Linked DNA regions of Homo sapiens: region 2 is linked to region 1. A link is an interaction called in ENCODE POLR2A ChIA-PET data of the cell type or tissue named here. Cell type or tissue: OCI-LY7. All regions are shown on one strand.

Region 1 (2,500 bases):
ACTTGGACAACAAGTACAATTGAAGAGTGTGTTGTATTGATATTACAAATTGATATTAGGGGAATAATTAGACATTTATATGTGGAATGTTAAGACCCAGCCCTTTCCACCCACTTCTGTACTCTTCCACTACCAACTCAGGCAGGAAGCTAGAAGATTTCTCTCTAAATAATCTGAACAGGGCTGGGCGCAGTGGCTCACGACTGTAATCTCAGCACTTTGGGAGGCTGAGGCGGGCAGATCACGAGGTCAGGAGATCGAGACCAACCTGGCTAACATGGTGAAACCCCGTCTCTACTAAAAATACAAAAAATTAGCCAGGCGTGGTGGCACACACCTGTAATCCCAGCTACTCGGGAGGGTGAGGCAGGAGAATCGCTTGAACCCGGGAGGCGGAGGCTGCAGTGAGCCGAGATCATGCCACTGCACTCCAGCCTGGATGACAGAGCGAGACTCTGTCTCAAAAAAAAAAAAAAAAGCTTTAGCTAAAAGAAAGTGGTTGCTTCTGGGTCTGGGTGTGGTAGCTCATGCTTGTAATCCCAGCATTTTGGGAGGCCAAGGCGGGTGGATCACTTGAGGTCAGGAGTTCGTGACCAGCCTGGCCAACATGGCAAAACCCCGTCTCTACTAAAAAACACAAAAATTAGACAAGTGTGGTGGTATGCGCCTATAATCCCAGCTACCCGGGAAGCTGAGGTGGGAGAATCACTTGAAACCGGGAGGCAGAAATTGCAGTGAGCTGAGACTAGCCACTGCACTCCAGCCTGGGCAAGAGAGCTAGACTTGTCTCAACAAAAGAAAGAAAGAAAGTAGTTGCTTCTGGGTAGCAAAAAATGAGGGGGAAGGGTAGCAGAATTTTTTTTAGACAGGGTCTCACTCTGTCGCCCAGGCTGGAGTGCAGTGGCGTGATCTTGACCCACTGCAACCTCCACCTACCGGGTTCAAGCAATTCTCCTGCCTCAGCCTCCTGAGTAGCTGGGACTGTAGGCATGTGCCACCGTGCCCGGCTGTTTTTGTATTTTTTGGTAGAGACAGAGTTTTACCATGTTGGCCAGGCTGGTCTTGAACTCCTGACCTCAAGTTATCTGCTCGCCTCAGCCTCTCAAAGTGCTAGAGTTACAGGTGTGAACCACCGGCCCAGCCTGGTAGCAGATTTTTTAAAAGCCGAATAGAAGTACTTGATTTTGTAAACCATGTGCATACATAACTGACAAAAATCACAAAACAAAACACAAAAAGTAAATAAAGGTCTATAGATGCTTCTGTCTTGGCCCAAGAAAAAAATGAGACGTTTTCTCCCTTTAGAAATTAAGGAGAAGGAAGTAGAGAGTGGCACCCTAACCCTTCTTAGAAGTTCATTTTCAGTTTTATTCTCAACCTATAAAGGGGAAGTAAAACAACTCCAAAGTATTTTTTTCTGCCTGCCTTTTATTACCTCTTCTCCCCTTACTTTGATGATGAGAGACGGGTCTGGGATTTAGAGTCAGAAACCCTGGGTTTAAGTGCCAGCTCTATCATTTAGAAATTGTGTGTGAGCTTGTGCAAACTATTCAAGTTCTCTGGGCCTGTTTCCTCCTTTGTAAAAAGAATGAGGATTGATACAAGTAACAAGTTATATAACATGAAAAACTCCACATAAAAGCTATTATGCTATGTATGTATTCCCTCCACCCACCAGTGTATATATTTGAGAAGGGGAAGAAGGGCAATTTTGGTTTGTTCATTCACTCAACAAATATTTATAGTGTACTGTCTCTTGCCAGGCACTCTTCTAGGGTACTTAGAATATACCAGTGGCAGGGGGTGGGAGGAGTGGCAGGTTTTAGTAGACCTCACTGAGAAGGTGCTATTTGAGCAAAGATTTGAAGGAGGTGAGGGGATGAACCAAGTATAGAAATGGGTTTTAGGCAGTGGAAACAGCTTGAGCAAGGGTCAGTGTGGCAGGAATGAATGAGGGGGAGAGAAGGACTTTTAGTCAGTGAAATGAGCAGCCACCAGAGAATGTTTTCAGCAGAGGAATCACAGATTCTGAGTTGTTTTAAAAGGATTACTCTAGCTTCTGTATTGACAATGGACTCTAGATTCTACAAAGGCAAACTGTTAGGAGGTTTTTACAGTAATTCAGATGAGATGATAATGTTGGTAGCACTGGTAGTAGTGGCTGGATTTTAGATACACTTATGGTAGAGCCAAAGGGATTTCCTAATAGAATGGGTATGGGAATGTGAGAAAGAGAGGAATCAAGAATAACTCCAGGGGTATGAAGGAAAAAGAATATAAATGTTTATTATGACTGAACTGTACACTTAAACGTGGTAAAGATAATAAGTTTTATATGTATATTTGACCTCAATAAAAATAAACAATTAAAAGAAAAAAAGAATAACTTCCATGGTGGAAGAGAATGTAATTCTCTTTTATTTCCCTCTTTTTTTTTTTTTTTGAGGCCAAGTCTCGCTCTGTCGCCCAGACTGGAGTGCAATGGCGCGATCTTGGCTCA
Region 2 (2,500 bases), 620 kb after region 1:
CGAAAACTTGGATGGCTATTTCAGAAATCTAGCATGTCTTTTTTTGTACATTCAATTTGTAGTTTGTGTCATTTTAGTCTCCAAAATGTAATTTCAAGTAAGACTATAAATACTTAGAATTTTTACCATTCGAAAAGGCACAAAACAGAAAATCCCCAACACCTAAGATCCCTCTTTCCTACACTATTACCCTATCATCCAACAAGTCTGCCCCATGGTAAGATGGATGAGGGCAGTAGGAACAGTTCGTAAGATTTCACGGGAAACAAGATCCTTGCTGTTGCCCTTACTATTGAAATCTGGAATTTAAAAATATATATATGAAATTTAAAAGCAACAGAAATTCAAAGTAATAAAAGAAAAAGAAGTCAATTCATTTCTTAGTTTCTCCTAAGATAACTCTTTGAGTGCAGGGACTATGCTTTAAATTATAAGCACCTTCAAAACAGAAGGTTAAATAAATACAAAATAGCACATATAAATTAATAAGAATTTGATAGCCTAAATCATAGAAAGTTTCCTAAAAAATGTTAATTTTCAACTGGCTTTTTCAAGGAGTAATAGCAAAGAGAGGGTGCTATGGTTTGGCTCTGTGTCCCCACCCAAATCTCATCTTGAATTATAATCCCCACATGTGTGAGGGAGGGAGGCTTATTGGATCACGGGGGCGGTTCCCCCCGCTGTTCTCATGCTAGTGAGTGAGTTCTCACAAGATCTGATGGTTTTAATACATAAGCGTCTGGAATTTCCCCTGCTTGCACTCGCGAAGACATACATGCCTGCTTCCCTTTCCACCATGACAGTAAGTTTCCTGAGGCCTCCCCAGGCACGCGGAACTTCCTGTGAGCCAATTAAACCTTACTGGGCACAGTGGCTCATGCCTCTAATCACAGCACTTTGGGAGGCCCGGGGGGGGGGGGCGGGGTGGATCACCTGAGGTCGGGAGTTCAAGACCAGCCTGACCAACATGGAAAAACCCCATCTCTACTAAAAATACAAAATTAGCCAGGCATGGTGGTGCATGCCTGTAATCCCAGCTACTCGGGAGGCTGAGGCAGGAGAATTGCTTGAACCCGGGAGGTGGAGGTTGCGGTGAGCCAAGATCGCGCCATTGCACTCCAGCCTGGGCAACAAGAGCGAAACTCCATCTCAAAAGAAAAATAAAATAAAATAAACCTCTTTCTTTGATAAATTACCCAGTCTCAGGTAGTATGTTTATAGCAGTGTGAAAATGGACTAATACAGAGGGCAAGATAACTAAGAAGGGAGAAAAAGCACAAGGGAAAAATAGTAAATTTAGTCTAGTTTGACTTAGTTGACACAGTCCAAAGAAACAAGCTAATGTCAGGACAGCAGTCAGTGAGCAAAGATGATATAAGCTGCTGAGAAATATGGGATTTATGCAACCGAGAGCCACTGTTACAGGGGAATGAATGGAATGATAATAAAAGAAATCACTGAGCAGTGATATGCCAGTTTCTGGGCCAGTAGAACTGATTAGAAGCAGCAACAGAAGACCAAAATTTGTTCTGGTTCAAAATATAAAAATATTTCATCATTACTCCAAGAATGGGAACCAAATATATACCATTACTTTTTTTTTTTTTTTTTTTTTTTTTTTTTTAAGATACACACACAAACTCAGAGACACCCAACAAACTAGGGCAGGCAAACAAAGTTTTACCCTCTTCAGTGCCTAAATGATTAACAGCTACCCTTTTTCTGCCTACAGTAACATAAAAGGGTTAACTGTTTAAAGAAGTAAAGAACACAGGAGTAGCTGTGTATTCATATATCAAAAAGAAAAAAGCAGTGATATCAAGGGAGAGAAAAATATTTTCATGAAAGACAGGATGCAGAAAAAAATAGAACGAAAACAAAAAAGAAACATCAGTTCTGATGTCCTGCAAAACAGAAAAGGTAAGAAATATCATTCAAGATAACTGCCTTGTGCTTAGGTTTTGTCATTCTTCTTCCAAGCCTATAGTCTGTAGTAAGATAAGAAGACAGGCAATGAGAAGAAATACTCCCAAACAAAACAAGCCAATCCCCCACAACCCAAACCCCCAAAACAGAGAATTTCAAGATATCTCCAAATATCCAGGTCATATTTATAACTAAAATGAATCTTGATTTAACATTGTGCTTCTCATAGGGATTTCTCTTTCACCTTTCCTAAATGAGTAACATCAATGCAACAACTATAAAAACAAAAAGTAAATATCATCAGAAAAGCCAGTATAACATAATATCTTTGAGCATAGTCTAAGGGAAGGATATGGCATAGCTTCTCTCTGTCCCACTGCTGCTGAAACAAAATAACAGTAATCCAAAAGTCCGAATGATTTTACAACATATCATAGATTGTCCTTTTTTGTTGTTGTTGTTTAATTTTGAGACGGAGTTTCGCTCTTGTTGCCCAGGCTGGAGTGCAATGGTGCGGTCTCGGCTCACTATAACCTCCGCCTCCCGGGTTCAAGCGATTCTCCTGCCTCAGCCT

Evidence for each region. Peaks named below come from ENCODE experiments on the same cell type or tissue, not always from the same donor. Only the 100,000 strongest peaks of a DNase experiment are listed, where the experiment ranks them.
Region 2: POLR2A ChIA-PET joins it to region 1 with 6 read pairs; 2 of 35 experiments call an interaction of 5 or more read pairs at or near these places.

Annotation. Positions count from the first base shown.
Region 1 is chr12:56,748,165-56,750,664 of GRCh38, forward strand. All of the region lies in intron 2 of PRIM1 (DNA primase subunit 1), which reads right to left. Among named protein-coding and RNA genes, the nearest start is that of PRIM1, 2.9 kb to the right of the region's middle. In OCI-LY7, no CTCF peak of the experiment used is centred here; DNase peaks (open chromatin) are centred at 1,377 and 1,817; H3K4me3 peaks cover 1,667 bases; H3K27ac peaks cover 1,789 bases.
Region 2 is chr12:57,369,490-57,371,989 of GRCh38, forward strand. All of the region lies in intron 2 of R3HDM2 (R3H domain containing 2), which reads right to left. Among named protein-coding and RNA genes, the nearest start is that of R3HDM2, 60 kb to the right of the region's middle. In OCI-LY7, no CTCF peak of the experiment used is centred here; no DNase peak of the experiment used is centred here.